Linked DNA regions of Homo sapiens: all the other regions are linked to region 1. Evidence: read pairs that join two places in POLR2A ChIA-PET (ENCODE). Cell type or tissue: MCF 10A. All regions are shown on one strand. Each heading gives the region's core, and the rest is flanking DNA. Links, peaks and the distances in the headings are about the cores only. Region 1 overlaps LOC124903893 (a long non-coding RNA gene). Region 2 overlaps NXN (nucleoredoxin). Region 3 overlaps LOC284009 (a long non-coding RNA gene).

What was found. Peaks named below come from ENCODE experiments on the same cell type or tissue, not always from the same donor. Only the 100,000 strongest peaks of a DNase experiment are listed, where the experiment ranks them.
Region 2: POLR2A ChIA-PET joins it to region 1 with 9 read pairs; 2 of 35 experiments call an interaction of 5 or more read pairs at or near these places.
Region 3: POLR2A ChIA-PET joins it to region 1 with 6 read pairs; 1 of 35 experiments calls an interaction of 5 or more read pairs at or near these places.

What each region holds. Positions count from the first base shown.
Region 1 is chr17:726,295-732,204 of GRCh38, forward strand. LOC124903893 (a long non-coding RNA gene) reads right to left here. Exons shown (of 2, transcript XR_007065572.1): 1 at 5,885-5,910. Among named protein-coding and RNA genes, the nearest start is that of TLCD3A, 3.3 kb to the right of the region's middle. RefSeq lists an enhancer at 3,515-3,809 and a silencer at 5,779-5,910. In MCF 10A, for the core only: no CTCF peak of the experiment used is centred there; DNase peaks (open chromatin) are centred at 2,827 and 3,667.
Region 2 is chr17:922,149-928,058 of GRCh38, forward strand. All of the region lies in intron 1 of NXN (nucleoredoxin), which reads right to left. Among named protein-coding and RNA genes, the nearest start is that of NXN, 55 kb to the right of the region's middle. RefSeq lists enhancers at 1,690-2,246, 2,247-2,802, 4,981-5,871. In MCF 10A, for the core only: no CTCF peak of the experiment used is centred there; DNase peaks (open chromatin) are centred at 2,863, 3,133 and 4,743.
Region 3 is chr17:2,402,746-2,408,655 of GRCh38, forward strand. It overlaps LOC284009 (a long non-coding RNA gene), which reads right to left. Exons shown (of 3, transcript NR_028335.1): 3 at 4,236-4,485. Among named protein-coding and RNA genes, the nearest start is that of MNT, 4.6 kb to the left of the region's middle. RefSeq lists an enhancer at 1-422. In MCF 10A, for the core only: no CTCF peak of the experiment used is centred there; DNase peaks (open chromatin) are centred at 1,806, 2,646, 3,666 and 4,406.

The DNA of each region.
Region 1 (5,910 bases), core at 844-4,843:
TACACAGCAATACATAAAAGCAGCACTCCATCATCGGTTCCTTGTGTAAATTACGGTTTTTACCGGCAGGAATCAGAGCGGAGTCTCCCGTGTAGCATGCAGCTGCGGTCGCTGTTTGTAGAAACCATGGGTTTGGGGTGTGGCTGTGCTTCCCGGCCTCACAGTTTGCTCTTGCAAAGAATCTTAAGATAAAACCAAGGAAGCTGCCGTCTGGAGTCGGGCTAAGGCCACCTAGGGAATCTGTAATCCAGCAGGTGCTTGTTGAGAAGTTTAACAGCAGGGGGCTATGCCTTGAGGATCCGGTATAAAGAACAAGAATCCCCTGCCTGTGCCGAGCACACAGTTTAACGTTTTGAAAATAGGATGTCATTTAATTCTCCCAGCCATCCTGGAGGGTAGAGGCAGGAACCGCCATTTTACTGGGGAAGGAGGCAAAGTGTTTTCTCCAGGTCACACAGCTTCCAGGTGGTGGAGCGTGGACTGGAACTCAGGTTCTCGGATCCCAACTCCAATGCGCTATGCAGTGGCTGCCTCCCAGGCAGACGGCCCCTACCGTCAGGGGCATGTGGTCTGCCAGAGAAACGCACACACACATATCAGCTCAGGGCTACACTGATCAGGCAAACAAAGTGAAGGAGAAATGAAGAGCAGGGTGATTGACTTCTTTCTGGCCACACTCAAAGTCCTAAGAGCAAGTCAGCTCATTCTCTGAACCGTATTTCTTCAGACGCAGTGTGGCTTTTGTTGCCAAAGAGAATGAAGTTCCGCAGAAGGCTGTTGTTCTCCTCTTTGGACACCTCCTTCCTTTCTTTCCGTGTCTGACCTTTTCCTCGTGTTCTGTTGTTGTGCCAATCTTTAGATCTTCATCTCTATGTCTATCTTCCTGTATCAAAGTGTATACTGGCGTTGTGTGTGTGTGTGTGTGTGTGTGTGTGTGTGTGTGTGTGTGTGTGTGTTGAGACAGGATCTCACTCTGTTACCCAGGCTGGAGTACAGTGCTGTGATGATGGCCCACTGCAGCCTCAACCTCCCGGGCTCAAGCAATCTTCCCACTTCAGCCTCCCGAGTAGCTGGGACTACAGCCACACGCCACCACACCCGGCTAATTAGTGTATTTTTTTGTTTTACCATGTCGCCCAGGCTGGTCTCTAACTCTCGGGCTCGAGTAATCCTCCGGCCTCAGCCTCCTAAAGTGCTGGGATAATAGGCAGGAGCCAACTCCGGGGCTCAAGTGATCCTCCCGCCTCGGCCTCCTAAAGTGCCGGGATAATAGGCAGGAGCCACCTCCTGGGCTCAAGTGATCCTCCCGCCTCGGCCTCCTAAAGTGCCGGGATAATAGGCAGGAGCCACCTCCTGGGCTCAAGTGATCCTCCCGCCTCGGCCTCCTAAAGTGCCGGGATAATAGGCAGGAGCCAACTCCGGGGCTCAAGTGATCCTCCCGCCTCGGCCTCCTAAAGTGCCGGGATAATAGGCAGGAGCCACCTCCTGGGCTCAAGTGATCCTCCCGCCTCGGCCTCCTAAAGTGCCGGGATAATAGGCAGGAGCCAACTCCGGGGCTCAAGTGATCCTCCCGCCTCGGCCTCCTAAAGTGCCGGGATAATAGGCAGGAGCCACCTCCTGGGCTCAAGTGATCCTCCCGCCTCGGCCTCCTAAAGTGCCGGGATAATAGGCAGGAGCCAACTCCGGGGCTCAAGTGATCCTCCCGCCTCGGCCTCCTAAAGTGCTGGGATAATAGGCAGGAGCCACCGTGCCCACGTGCCCACCCCCTGTGCCGTATCTTTCTATGTCTCTTCCTATTTCTTCATTCTCCTTTTGTCCTTCCTGCCCTCTCTCTGCTTCAATGGTCCCTACTGTGGAAATGAAGTATGGGTCTACACAAAGTAACTTTTACTTCAGAACAGATGTCCATTTTCTCTGTTAGGGTATTTATTTATTTATTTGAGACAGGTTCTTGCTCTGTCGCCCAGACTGCAGTACAGTGGCACAATCTGGGATCATTGCAACCTCTGTCTCCCAGGCTCAAGCAGTCCTCCCATCTCGGCCTCCTGCGTAACTGGGACTACAGTTACTGGGGTGGGTTCCACCCATCTGGCTTTTTTTTTTTTTTTTTTTGAGAGACAGGGTTTTGCCATGTTGTCCAGGCTGGTCTCCAACTCCTGGGCTCAAGTGATCCACCCACCTTGGACGGATCCCAAAGTGCTGGGATTACCGTTGTGAGCTGCTGTGCCCAGGCTGTGTTAGGATTTTTAAAGTGGATGAGCGGACAGAGACCCCTAAGTTCCCTTTTGGTTCGGGAGCTCACTACGTGGAGGCGCTTCACGTGTGATCTCACTTCTTTCTCATGTACATGATTTTCCCAGATAGGAGGAAAAGGTCCTCGATCAAGGGTAGTTGCCCACACATCACATATCTTAATGGCATTCACTTGAGAACTCACAAAGTATTTTACAAGTAAATACGGTATTTTCCATTTAAGGCTGAAGAAACCAGGAAACAGATATGGGGAGAGTCCCTGTGTCCTATTCCTTAATGATAGCGAGTGGGGTCCAGAGGAATGGGGGAGAGGAGATGGAAAGGCAGGCCCACATGCTTTCATGGCAGAAAAATCCCTCCGTAGCCCTTTAGAATGGGGAGCTTTATAAATTCTCTGTTCAAGGGGGCGACAGTCTACATTTGGTAAGTGAGTTTTACGTTGGCATTAAGTAGCCCAAATTTCACTCTGGAAACCCACACAAGCAGTGTAATGACAAACTGGTGAAACCCAGCCCCACAGCCTGGAGTAGTGGAAATTACCCTGGAACAGGTTCTAACCTGAGCCTTGTCCCTTCACAGGGTGGTGAGTCAGCGGCCCATCCTGCACTTCGCTTTCTTCATGTGTAACATGGAAATAACAGGTTTAGCCAACCTCACTGGGTTATTTTGAGACCCAGGTGAGCTACTACACGTGAAAGTGCTTTGAAAATTTGTAAAGTTACATATAAACAGAGAATACTGTTCATGGCAGCATCAGAGCCCATCAATTCACCATACAAATTTATGAGTAAATAATTAGGAACAGTATTCATCAGAAACTATATTGTGAAAGATTATTATTCCCTCCTTGCTTATCAGGCTTGAAGGCAGTATAGTCATCCGGCACATGGAACTAAAGGCAGAAAGTACTGAGTTTGAATCCCAGCTCGCCACCAGCAGTGTGACCTGGGGCGATTTTTAAATTGCTCTGGTCTGAGTCTCATTTTGCTGATACACACAAACACACACACACACACACACACACAGAGTGAGAATAACATCTGTTGTGAGGATTTAATGAGACAATGTAGACAAAACATCTGACATAGGACCTAGCAAACAGTAAGTACTCAACAGGTATGAGCTTTGGAAAGTATGAAACATGTATTGCACCCTCAGAATGTGCCAGCCTCACTTGGGGTACAAAATGAAAAGACACAGTCCTTGTTTCTAGGACCTAACAGTCTGGTGGAGAAACATACAAATGAGAAAACAACAGCCTCGTTACCCAAACCCAAAGGCAGACCTGGAAACCTTCTTAGAGAAGGAAACAGCTGATTCGAGACTTTTGAAGGATGAGGGGAAGTTTGTGTAAACCAGGCCCCGTGTTTTTCATTTGGCCTTACCATTTGCCGACAGGGGTTTGATCGCTTGAAAAGCTAAGGTTCATGTTTCTGCTTGTTAGCTTTATGGTGATTCAACATAAACAGTCTGGTGACTTCACTGAGCATGGTGTTGAAACTGATCTTACTTGCTATTTTCTTTTTTCTTTTTTTTTTTTTTATTTGAGACAGAGTCTTGCTCTGTTGCCCAGGATGGAGTGCAGTGGCACGATCTTGGCTCACTGCAACCTTCGCCTCCCGGGTTCATGCCATTCTCCTGCCTCAGCCTCCCGAGTAGCTGGGACTACAGGCGCCCGCCACCACGCCCGGCTAACTTTTTGTATTTTTAGTAGAGGCCGGGTTTCACCATGTTAGCCAGGATGGTTTCGATCTCCTGACCTCGTGATCCGCCCGCCTCGGCCTCCCAAAGTGCTGGGATGACAGGCATGAGCCACTGCGCCCGGCCTTTACTTGCTATTTTCTATACATGAAACATCGGTTGTTTTGTTTTCAACTCATAAAGATGCCTTACAGCTTCTTGTGTAGGGGAGACTGGTTCCCACCACTCAAAGGTGCCAGCATACTCACTGCCAAGCTGCTGCTCCCTTTAAGGAGGGAAGGCAGGGAGGACTTGTAACCACCTGTCACTCTCTGGAAACACTGGCGCTGGAGGTCACTGTGATAAATGCTTAGGAAAGAGACAGTGGACTGCACAGAGTCGTTTTCCTGGAGAGAATGGAGAGTTCACAGGTAGCTGGTTTTGTCCACAAGCGAATGTGAAAATAAAGAGAGCGTCGCATTTGTCAGATATCTTGGGACCAACCTGAAGTGGCTTTCTCCTTTCACTGAGTATGTCAGCAGTGAATTTGGGAGTTAGAGATGTTGCCCTAAGTGGACGAAGTTTGAGGCTTTTCTTGAGGCTGTCTGCCACCGTCCTGTTGGCTAAGTCCCTTTTCTTAACCACATATAGGAAGATGTTAGAGGCTACATTCATTCCAAAAGGTCACAGCCTAGTAACTGATACTACCACTGAAGGAAAACTATCTTTTAAACCTGAGAAACATCTTCAGACTCCATCATGAATGAATCCAAATTGAAAAAAACAAAAGCTGTGCTCACTCTACACCAGTTCCTACATCACTAACTGCCGTGTTAAAGTAATTTAACTGGCACCTAACAGAAATCATCTGCCACTTTGTAAAAGTCATAGACTCATAAGAATCTAGAGCTGGAAGACCGTTAAAGAGCTAGTGATCCAGCCTCCCTCTCATTTCACGGACCAGCAAATCGTGGCCCAGAGAGCCGAGCCCAGCTGTTCCGAAGTCCTCATACGGGATTTTGGTCAGCATTTTGCATGACGGTGATCTGAGGAGACCCGTCATACCTTTCATTTGTAGTAACATAAATGAACTGTATTTCCCACCCCCTACGTTTGTTAGCTGAGGAAGATACAGACCAAAGCAAAATAAAGCTGGTAGTTCCTAAAGGACAGAAGCCAATGATACTGAAATTCCTGTCTTCATCCATGTGATTGGTGCTTGGCACAAATGAAATGTATTCCAATTCATTCAAGTTTAGACGCCTGTCCCGATAACTGTTTTTTTGTTTGTTTGTTTGTTTGTTTTTTGAGACAGAGTCCTGCTCTGTGGCCCAGGCTGGAGTGCAGTGGCGTGATCTCGGCTCACTGCAACCTCTGCCTCCCAGGTTCAAGCGATTCTCCTGCCTCAGCCTCCAGAGTAGCTGGGACTACAGACAGGCACCACCACACCTGGCTAATTTTGTATTTTTAGTAGAGACGGGGTTTCACCGTGGTGGTCAGGCTGGTCTCGAACTCCTGACGTCAAGTGATCTGCCCGCCTCGGCCTCCCCAAGTGCTGGGGTTACAGGCGCGCCCGACCCCGATACTTTTAAATAACGACACGTTGTGAACAACACCACAGTCCCTACGCCTCTGGATGGTGTCTCCGGATAGATCCAAAGCCGAGAGGCAGTAAGAGCCTGCAGCCTCCACAGTCCGCCTCCTGGTGCAGGTGGAGAGGGGCTGCTGGAGGCCCCCGGACCTCACGCTTCCTGAGGGCCACCCCGGAGCGGCTGCAGCCGCTGGCGGCACCGGGAAAAGCATCTCGGCCGTGCGGGGAGAGGCCACATCCTGAGGCCTCCCACCGAGAAGCACCAGGGCTTGGTGGACGGGGCCCGCGAACCCAGGGCCACACGCCGCCTCCCTCCTTCCTTCCCCGCGGGCCTCGCCCCACCCCGGAGGGGGTTCCTACCTGGCTTCCTCGGCCCCGCGCCCACC
Region 2 (5,910 bases), core at 1,288-5,287, 200 kb after region 1:
CTGTAAGAATTGGCCAGGCACAGTGGCTCACGTCTGTAATCCTAACACTTTGGGAGGCCGAGGCAGGTGGATCATTTGAGGCTGGGAGTTTGAGACCAGCCTGGCCAACACGGTGAAACCTCATCTCTAAAAATACAAAAATTAGCTGGGTGTGGTGGCGGGCACCTGTAGTCCCAGCTACTCTACTCGGGAGACTGAGGTAGGAGAATCACTTGAACCCGGGAGGCAGAGGTTGTGGTGAGCCAAGATCGTGCCACTGCACTCCAGCCTGGGCAACAAGAGCAAAACTCCGTCTCAAAAAAAGAAAAAAAGAAAAGTGTGAGAACCATTAGTTGGAAATAGGATGGGGCCACGAATAAAATCTAAGCGTACATTCCAAAATCAAGAGCTTAACAAAAGACCCAGTTAGCCTGAGGTACAGAACCAGGAGGTGCTCAAATCTGGGGCTGAGAGCCAGAGAGACGTCAGAAGGTGAGAAGTGCCCAGCCAGGACTCCACTCTGCGTTCTTTGTTTTGTTTTTGAGACGGAGTCTTGCTCAGTTGCCCAGGCTGGAGTGCAGTGGTGCGATCTCGGCTCACTGCAACCTCTGCCTCCGGGGTTCAAGCGATTCTCCTGCCTCGGCCTCCCGAGTAGCTGGGACTACAGGTGCCCGCCACCACACCCGGCTAACTTTTTGTATTTTTAGTAGAGACGGGGTTTCACCGTATTAGCCAGGATGGTCTCGATCTCCTGACCTCATGATCCACCTGCCTTCGGCCTCCCAAAGTGCTGGGATTACAGACGTGAGCCACCACGCCCGGCCCACTCTGCATTCTTACAAGGTGCCGTGTGTGGCTCCCAGGGCCTGAGCTGGGAGCCCAGAGTCTTCATCTCCTCCCTACTTCTCACTTCAACTCGACTTACTCACCTCCCAAGTTCTCCCGGACTCTGTCTCCTGTTTTACTTTCCTTGACAGCATTATCCACGAGTTCAGGACTTCTCTTTGCCTTAGGGACCACCACCTGGACGGCGCGGTGGCTCACACCTGGAATCCCGACACTTTGGGAGGCCAAGGCAGGAGGTTTTTACTACAACATCTCCAGGCAGGGCCCTTGTCTTATTCACTCTGTTTACATCCACCTGGGTGCCACTCCAGTGTTTCGCACAGAAAAATAACCACGTTGGTGCAATTACTTGTGCACCAACTTAAAGCAAGACCCCGCTTTACACCAAAAAAATTTTATATTAGTCAGGTGTGTTGGCACATACCTGTAGTCCTAGCTACCCCGGAGGCTGAGACGGGAGGATTGCTTGAGCAAGTCTAGGCTGCAGTGAGCTGTGATCACACCACTGCACTCCAGCCTGGGCAACACAGCGAGACCGTGTCTCAAAAACAAACAAAAATTTTTAATTAATTTTAAAATAAAGGCCATCCCATCCAAGCAAAAATTGGAAAATGTAATGTTCAACAACATATCCATATAGTCACTATTTGCAGACCTGCAACGTGCAGGACACTGCGTCCAGCATTGGGGACAGGTCCTCACAGAGTTTACGCTCTTGTAAGAAAACAGACATCAAATATCCCCAAAACATATGTAACTAGAAACTTTGATAAGCAGCATAAAAGAAACAGATAGGACACAAGTGCGTTTGATACCAGAAGGACAACCTCATCGGGGGTCAGGAATGATGAAACATCAAGCAAGAGTGAAGATGAAACACTTGGTAATATTTGATGAGCGAGGAGAATATTCGTGAGATAGTTAAGTGGAAACGACAAAACGACAGGTATATAGTTAAACCCCACTTTTGTATTTTTTTAAGTATATTTTACAGAAGAAAGGAAAGATATACAAATAAAGTGCAAAATGTTAGCAGTGGGGAGGTTTATGATTCCTATATTCTAGTGCTTTTCTACATTTTTCAAATTCTCAAAAAGTTTTTTTTTTTTTTTGAGACAGGGTCTCACTCTGTTGCCCAGGCTGCCGTGCAGTGGCACGATTCTGGGCTCAAGGGTCTTCCCACCTCTGCATCCTGCATATCTGGGACCACAGGTGTGTATCACCAAACCCGACTAATTTTTTATTTTATTTATTTGGGACAGCTTATTTATTTATTTTTTGAGATGGAGTTTCGCTCTTATTGCCCAGGCTGGAGTGCAATGGCGCGATCTCGGCTCACTGCAACCTCCACCTCCTGGGTTCAAGCGATTCTCCTGCCTCAGCCCCCCGCGTAGGTGGGATTGCAAGGCGTGAGCCACTACGTCCGGCTAATTTTGTATTTTTAGTAGAGATGGGGTTTCACCATGTTGGCCAGGCTGCTCTTGAACTCCCAACCTCAGGTGATCCGCCCACCTCGGCCTCCCGAAGTGCTAGGATTACAGGGATGAGCCACTGCGCCCGGCCGATTTTTAATTTGTTGTTGTGATAGAACATACATAACAGAAAATGTCCTATTTCAAGTGTGTTCCGGTGGACCGTCCTGCAGCATTAGGTGCATCTCCTGTTCTGCTACCATCACCACCATCTGTCTCCAGAACTTTCCATCTTCCCAAACTGAAATTCCGTCCTCAGTAAAGACTAACTCCGTTCCGTTCCGTTCCGTTCCCCTGCTCCCCAGCCCCAGCCCTTGGCAGCACCAAGCCTCATTCAGTTTTAAAATGCAAACATTCAAAGACCAAGCCTCATTCACACCTTCGGTGTAAGTTACTTTCATCTGCGAAACTCCCATCACTCAGAAAGGAATGCCCAGGTAAAGGCAGGAAGTACAGGTACACAGAGCTGGAGACAGGCCTGGGTGGCAATTTGGGATGGGGGTTGGGAGAAGAGATTTTACAAGTCAGATGGGAAGGAAAAGTAACTATTTGCTTTGAGGTTTGGCCCAGGGCCTTGGGAGCAGCCGGCGGATTCAGGTGTAAGAACTAGCCACCAAAAGCCTCTGCATCTCTTGTTCAAAGCTGATTGTCTCAGGTTTGACTGTCTCAGGCTTTGGTGTCTCGCAGAAGCACCAAAGGAGAGGACAGGGAGGAAGAAAGAAGGGGTGGAAAGGAGATACAGAGACTTAAGTCAAGAATGAGGCCTCCCGCCTCCCGGAAAGCAAACCTAGGAATACTCTTGACAGCTGGTCACACTGCACCTGCCTGAACAAGTCCAGTGACGGGTACAAGGAGGCCCCAACATTCCAGAGAAGCACATCCAGGCAGCTTCAGAAACCCCAAACCCAGGAACACAGAGGAGGCTGGAGAGGCTTCTGGCTTTTTCCTGATTGACTGACTGAGACAGAGTTTTGCTCTTATCACCCAGGCTGTAATGCAATGGCGCGATCTCAGCTCACTGCAACCTCCGCCTCCCGGGTTCAAGCGATTCTCCTGCCTCAGCCTCCCGAGTAGCTGGGATTACAGGCGCCCGCCACCATGTCTGGCTAGTTTTTGTAGTTTTAGTAGAGACGGGGTTTCACCATGTTGGCCAGGCTGGTCTTGAACTCCTGACCTCAGGTGATCCGCCCGCCTCAGTCTCCCAAAGTGCTGGGATGACAGGCGTGAGCCACTGTGCCCAGCTCCTGATCTGTGGTGGTTGTTGCTGCTGTTAATGTCTCACCTCTCACTACAACTCCCCATTCAACTTTCTCTAAAACCACCTCACTCATACAAACGTTGCCCTGGCTCAAGCAACTGCTAAAATGCTCACGAACGTCCCTGTTCCCCAAGAAGTACATGGTGGGCTTGCTCCCAGCACAGCAAAAAGTCATCATTCCAGTCTTTAGTTTATCCAAAACTCCCTTTCTCTGGCTAAGAGCTATCACTTCTTTAGATAATCTTTGCTTTTTCTTCCCTGATATCACCAATAGTAGCAGCTGATTCTCGTTGCAAAAGAGCCATTTTTCACAAAGAAAGTTTTAATGACTTAAGAGTTAGCAGCTGGGCTGCAATGCAAATCTATGTCTTAGCAGAATTATGACCTGTCAGGAATCTCTGGGATGGATGAAAGCTCTCAAGATTCAAGACAATGTTAGATCCGCACATTCTCAGTATCTACCGTCTCTGTCTCTATTTTTCTCCTCCTTCCCTCTTTCAAGAGACGGATCTCACTCTGTCACCCAGGCCGTAGTGCAGTGGCACCGTCAATGGCTCACTGCAGCCTCAACCTCCCGGGCTCAAGCAATCCTCCCACTCCAGCCCTCCAAGTAGCTAGGACTACAGGCATGCACCACTACACCCGGCTAATTTTTTTATTTTTTATAAAGACAGGGTCTTGTCATGTTACCCAGGCAGGTCTCGAACTCCTGGGCTCAAGCGATCCTCCCGCCTCAGCCTCCCAATGCTAGGATTACAGGCGTGAGCCACTGTGCCCGGCTCTCCTCCCCTCTCTTTTCTCTTTATTAACAGGAGTATCCCATGTTTTTTGTTTTTTTTTTGTTTTTTTGTTTTTTTTTTGAGACAAGGTCTGGCTCTATCGCCCAGGCTGGAGTGCAGTGGTGCAATCTCGGCTCACCACAGCCTCTGCTTCCCGGGCTAAAACCATCCTCCCACTTCAGCGTTCCGAGTAGCTCAGACCACAGGCGTGCACCACCACGTCGGCTCATTTTTGTATTTTTTGTAGAGATGGGGTTTCGTCATGTTCCCAAGCTGCTCAAACTCCTGAGCTCAAGCGATCTGCCCGCCTTGGCCTCCCAAAGAGCTGGGATTCCAGGCGTGAGCCAACGTGTCTGGCCATCCCACACATCCCTGGGATTTGTAGAACAAGGCTCTGGGTAATGAAAGAGTCTGGGGATAAACACTTTTGCCCATCTCCCATCCAATGCAGCCAAGAAAACTGTTCATAACAACCCTGGGAGGTGAGTCAGTGATCCAATGGGAGGCTGGAAGGAGTATAGAAAAGGGAGGTAAGAGAAGCAAAAGTAAGGCCAGGTGCGGTGGCTCACGCCTGTCATCCTAGCACTTTGGGAGGCCGAGGTGGGCGGATCACGAGGTCAGGAGATCGAGACCATCCTGGCTATCATGGTGAAACCCCGCCTCTACTAAAAACAGAAAAAATTAGCCAGGCGTGGTGGCAGGCGCCTGTAGACCCAGCTACTTGGGAAGCGGAGGTTGCAGTGAGCCGAGATTGTGCCACTACACTCCAGCCTGGGCGACAGAGACTCCATCTCAAAAAAAAAGAAAAAAGAAAAGAAAAGGGAGGTAAAAGAAGCAAAATTAGGACTGGGTGCTGTGGCTCACACCTGGAATCCCAGCACTTTGGGAGGCCAGGGCAGGCAGATCGCTTGAGCTCACAAGTTCCGGACCAGCCTCGGCAACAAGGCGAAACCCCGTCTCCACAGAAAATAAAATAATCAGGCGTGGTGGTGCACACCTGTGGTCCCAGCTACTTAGGAGGTTGAGGCAGGAGGTTGCAGTGAGCCAAGATTACGCCATTGCACTCCAGCCTGGGTGACGGAAGTAAAACCTTGTCTCAAAAAAAAAAAAAAAAAAAGCAAAAGTAGCCAGGATGGTTTGCAGGAGGAGCAGAAGGAGGCGGGCTCAGTGGGAGATGGCCCACGTAACCAGTCAGACAGCGATGGTTTGCGGGAGGAGCAGAAGGAGGCATACTCCGTGGGAGACGGCATAACCAGCCAGACAGCACTGGCTCTCAGAGGCAGAGAACAAAAGGGACGGGCTTAGAGGGAGAAGTGAAGCCCATTTCAAAAGAACTCCTAGAGACAGCCGTGCCCACTCGCCCCCTCACCAGCTTTTCTTTAATTACTGAGTCTGCACGTGATGTTCCTTATACCACCTGGACTCTCACCAACCCCAGCTGCTTGTGTTAACAAAGTCAACCTCTCTGAGAATCTGGGCTGGTGGTCATTAGCAAAGAGAGGCGAGGATAAACATCCTAGATAAAGGGAAACCACAGATTGTAAACTTGAAGAGGACTCTGGCCAAGAATCTGGAG
Region 3 (5,910 bases), core at 821-4,820, 1.7 Mb after region 1:
GCAGTCAGTGCCAGTGGGTTTAGAACTCCTCAGCCGCGGCTTCAACATCACACACAACCAGAAAGCAAACCTTCATGAGGCTGAGAGGCAGGCCGCCCTGCCAATACATTCCATCACATGGCACCCTCGGAGCGTTCCTATTTTAGGGACTGGTTGGAAGACAGCTAGAAACATAGAAAGCAGGCAAAATGTTTGCTGGCTTTACTCCTTTCCTTTGAGGGCATCGTCATGCATCCTAGGGGGGAAAAATCTGCACAGATCCTGGAAATCAAGAACTTCGTGAACCAGAGGAAGGGGGCTGTTTGCCAGTACTAGTCTACAGAGGCCTCTGATCTTTTCACATTTAATGCCCCAGCATCTAGAGCTGAGCATGCAGAAGTCGCCACACACACAAATGTCCAGGTAGGTACCACTGATTTTGCTTATGATGAAGCTGGAGCAAAGGCGGATTAGAACGGAACAGCCCAGTTCTTCTCCATGGGATGAGTGCCCCTTTGCTGGGAGGGCCAGATCTGTGCTGGCTCCAACATTGCTTCCTTTAAGGTGTCTGCCACTTGCCACCAGTATGGTTGGGCCTGGCCCATTCTGCACAACTAGAGAAAATGGAAAATTCAAAGGCAATATAATATATAGGCGGCAGTGGAACAGGGACTCTCAACAGTATACAGACAGTCCCTGACTTGTGATGGTTTGACACAGGACTTTCCAAGTTTGCAATGGTTGTAAAAGTGATAATCTAGCATGCGCTCAATTTAGGATGGGATTATGGCTGGTGAAACCCGTCCTAAGTGGAGCTGCATCTATACATGATTGTGACCTGAGTTAATGCTTTTGGGCAAGTTCTTATTTTGTGTGGGGTCAGCACCGTGGTGCACAGTGCTCCATCCAGCTGTCCCTTCCTGCTCTCCTCAGGTGGCCATGCACTCATACAGCCCTGGAGTTTCTGCTGAAGGCTGAGGTTTAATTTTTTACACTCTTCTTTGTCACTGGCCAACTCTATACCAGTAAGTAGGCACCTCTCTGAAAGGCAGTGTTCTTAAGACACTGTTCGCTTCAGGGGTGAGGAAGCAGAAGGTAAGAGTAGAGTGAACACAGATTTGAATGCCAGCCTCTCCATTGCCCCCAATACTCCATCTGCTCCAGAGCTTAGTGGAGATGTTTGCTATTTAAAACAAACAGCCTTACTGGCTTCACATGATCATCTGTTTATTTGGGTCATGTGGGGACAGCAGCCAGGGGATGTTAGACAAAAACAAGGGTTTAGAAGGGAGGCTGCAGGCCAGGAGCGGTGGCTCACGCCTGTAATCCCAGCACTTTGGGAGGCCGAGGTGCATGGATCACTTGAGGTCCGGAGTTCGAGACAATCCTGGCCAACGTGGTGTGGTGAAACCCTGTCTCTACTAAAAAAAAAAAAAAAAAAAGGAAGAAAAAAGAAAATTAGCTGGGCGTGGTGGCAGGCGCCTGTAATCCCAGCTACTGGGGGTGGTTAAGGCAGGAGAGTCACTTGAACCCGGGAGGTGGAGGTTGCAGTGAGCTGAGATGACACCACTGCACTCCAGCCTGGGCCACAGAGAGAGACTCCGTCTCCAAAAAAAAAAAAAAAAAAAAAAAAAAAGGGTGGGGGAGGCTGTTTCTGGACCTATTGTTGCCTACAGGAGCCTGAAAATGGCCAAAAACAATACCTCATCAACCAAGCTTTCCCCAGTTGAGGAATGGACAGTGGGGGTGGGAGATACCTATAAATGGCGATGTGAGGGCATGAAAGAAGAGGGGAATGAATAGGAGGGCTGTTTAATATTTTAGCCCCAGCTTCCTGTTCCAAGGGGGTGGAGCCAGGATAGAAGCTGGCAAATGTACTCACTCAAGAGAAAGAGAAATAAGTCCTTTTGGTTTCAGCAGAAAGGTTAGCAGGTTTGGGGAATTATCCAAAGGCCAGCAATCTCTAAAAAGGTGTTCCTTAAGTTTCTTTTTCTTTTTTTCTTTTTTGAGATAGAGTCTCCCTCTGTTGCCCAGGCTGGAGTGCAGTGGTGTGATCTTGGCTCACTGCAACTTCTGCCTCCCAGGTTCAAGTGATTCTCCTGCCTCAGCCTCCGGAGTAGCTGGGATTACAAGCACGCACCACCACGCCCGGCTAATTTTTGTATTTTTAGTAGAGACGGGGTTTCACCATGTTGGCCAGGCTGGTCTCAAACTCCTGACCTCAAGTGATCTGCCTGTCTTGGCCTCCCAAAGGGCTGGGATGACAGGCGTGAGCCACCGCGCCCGGCTGTTCCTTAAGTTTCTTCATGGCTTCTGGGTGCTTAGTACCTTGGAGCAGGAGAAAAGCTGGGCTGTCCATCATTGTGAGTTTCTCACGAGAGGGTTTCCGTTTTCAGTCTTCCTCCCCGAGTCTTGTGCACCCCACCTCCCAGTTCAAATTCCATTATGTCCTCCAATTTTTTAATCTTTTATTCTTTTTTTCACCAACCACAATAAGAAGCACCAATTCCCCAATTTTTTAATATGCTGAGCCAGAGACATCCCCTTAGTGGAACTGTCTTCCTATCCCCCACCACTCACCTAACAAAGTATCAACTCCAAGAGCTATGAAAATCAGTGCCCTGACTCCTACAAAGCCTGAGTCATGAGATGGGGGAAAGGGCGTGAAGCCGAAAGTACAGATGTTCACAGGAAATCCCAACCCTTCAAGCCTGATGTCTCATCTTTTGCAAGCAGCTAAGGAGCTTTTCACATACCATCATTAAAACAAGACCCATGGGAGGAAGCTGGCTGCAGGATGAAGAGGAAAAAACAGAAGACTAGTACACTCAAGACATACCAGAGAAGATCCATTTCATAAATATTTATTGTGTGCCTGAGGTGCCAAGCACTAGGCTAGGTATGCTGTGGCCAAGGCCAGGGGACCTCTGGTAAGCCAGAGCGGGGCAAAAGCAAACAGAGCGGAACTCCACTCCACTGTGATAACTTGCAAAAGATTAGTTCTGCTGTTCGCCACCGTGCTGGATGCAGCACCAGAGACAGGACGACACGAGGACCCAGAGGGCGCCGCCATGCTCATTTCAGAAGGTGCAGCCTCCGTGTCCGTGGGTCCGCACCCATGGAGGCAACTAACCGTGGATCAAAAATATTCAGGAAAAAAAAATGGAAAATATACAAGAAAAAATAATACAAATTTAAAAACCAACACAGCACAAGAACTATTTACACAGCATTTACATGGTATGAGGTATTTGAGTAGCGCAGAGATGAGTTAAAGGATACCTGAGGATGTGCATAGGTTACATGTAAGGGATTTGAGCATCATCCATGGACAGGTATTCAGGGAGGCTCCAGGAACCAATCCCCATTGGACAGTGAGAAGCAACTGTAATTCCGTTTTTCTATGTAGAGATAAAAACAAATTCAGTGGATTTAAGGCTGGGCCAGTCAACTGAGCCTGATTCCCCCAGTCTGAATGATGAGTGGGACTCTGAATTCCTTTGACAGAGGTGGACCCATTCAATCATCAGTGAAATGGGGTCCCCACAGCCAAAAGTTTCCACAGGACTCTTTACCTCCTTTCCCCACCCCAAGTGAGTTGTCAGAGGACCTCTCCTGAACTCACAGAACAGGTCCAATCAAGTTCCACCTCCCCATTCATGTCCTTTCCAGAAGCTGGGCGCGGTGGCTCACGCCCTAAGTTCCAGCTACGTGGGAGGCTGAGACAGGAGAATCGCCTGAGCCCAGGATTTCAAGGCCAGCCTGGGCAACATAGCAAGATACTGTCTCAAAAAAAAAAAAAAAAAAATTGCAGCCTCACATGATGTCATAGCTGGAAGAGCTGGGATCATGGGGTCTGACCTCCCAAGAGAAGGTGTATCCAAGGTCACAAAGCTGCCAAGCATCAGCTAGGTTGAGAAGTGGCCTGGTCCTCCTCTTTGGCTGGCTGGGCCAGGCCTGGGGAAGTGCTATCAGTGTGGGGTGTTGAGTCCCTGAAAGCCTCCCAGAAGTGGGTGAAGATGGAGAGGGAACTCCACCCCTCCTCGTTAAAGACAGGAATAATCATTCACTTTGCTTAGTGGTCCCCAATAAACAAGCTTAGCAGATAAGCGGGAAGACAGGGAAAGGGAATCAGACTTGGGATCCAGGAGCTCGCAGGACCCTGTTCTGCCCCAGGCCACTCAGGAATGGAGAGCTGCTAGCTGGACCTGGGTAGGTCACCATTACTCACTGGGGCTTTTGTCTGGCATGAAAGGTGACGGGAGAAAGGGGCAGATTTTTATCCAGGCAGCCACCGTGGGTGTGGACACTGAGTAATAAGGAAAGAAATGCAGTTCAGAAGCAAAGAGGGAGGAGCCAGGTCCTCTGAGCTCTTCTGAGAAACCAGAGCCCAGTCGAGCTCTGCAGCTAGAGTGGCAGCTGCGGATGACAGTGGGTCAGAAGCTTGGTGGGAGGAGGCTGACCCAGCGGAAAGGCACAGGAGACGGATGACGATGTCAGGGATTCCTTTAAAGGAAAAAAGAGGTGGCTTTATGACAGCAAAACTAATTCAGGTCAAGGGAGTGGGACTGGGCAGAAGTTATGAGTAAAGCCGGGTGGAGTCTTGCCATGGGAGTCAAGAGTCCGCTGGATCACGCAGGGGTGGGGACATGGTGATAGGGAAGAAACCTCCCAGGACCGACGGGCTGCAATGTGATCAGTGCCCCACACAAAGGACTAAGGTCTATATCCCAGCAGCCCCAGTTCACACCCAAATGCAAGGCTGTAGCATCAAGTCTTGAAAGCCCAAGAGATCAGCAGCCTATGCCAGGAATGAGGCTCTCTCTGGAGGCAAGGCCGAGAGCAGTGGCCGGTCACTGGCTGCACAGCCCAGAGCAGATACCACAGAGCCAGGGCTCAGCTCCAGGTGCACTATGAGATCTCTCCCCAAGGCCCCAGGGCCCACTGGGAAAGGACACACCACTGCTGCCCAGCCTGCTCCACTCCCTGTGCCATCAGGGACACCTCAGTGGGGAGTGCTAGAGCTTCCCAGCGCCCTCTCTGATGAGTTAGTCTGAAATAATGCTGAACCACTGGTAAAAGACAGGTCCTTAAACTTCACACCATACAGCAATGTAAATTCAAATGCTAAATGTAAAAAATAAAACTAAAATAGCCATAATAAAATATAGGAAAACATTTTTCAGCTCTAGGGTGGTGAAGGAGTTTCTACCCATAAAGGCAAACAAAGAAAATATAAAAGCACAGTGTGATAGATTTGATTACCTCTAAAAGCTATAAAAATAAAACAAAATCATCACTAAAGAAAAGAAAAAGGGGCCGGGCACAGTGGCTCATGCCTGTAATCCTAGCACTCTGGGAGGCCGAGGCGGGCGGATCACGTGAGGTTGGGAGTTCGAGACCAGCCTGGGCAACATGGTGAAACCCCTGTGTCTACTAAAAATACAAAAAAGTACCCGGGTGTGGTGGTACATGCGTGTAATCCCAGCTACTCTGGAGGCAGAGGCACGAGAATTGCTTGAACCCGGGAGGCGGAGGTTGCAGTGAGCCGAGATTGCACCACCGCACTCCAGCCTGGGGCGGGGCTGGGGGGTATGGGGAGAAAGAGCAAGACTCTGCCTCAAAAAAAAAAAAAAAAAAAAAAAAAAAAAAAAAAAAGGCCGGGCACAGTGGCTCACGCTTGTAATCCCAGCACTTTGGGAGGCCGAGGTGGGCGGATCACGAGGTCAGGAGATCGAGACCATCCTGGCTAACACGGTGAAACCCCGTCGCTACTAAAAATACAAAAATTAGCCGGGCGTGGTGGCATGCACCTGTACTCCCAGCTACTCAGGAGGCTGAGGCAGGAGAATCACTTGAACCCAGGAGGCGGAGGTTGCAGTGAGCCGAGATCACACCACTGCACTCCATCCTGGGCGACAGAGCGAGACT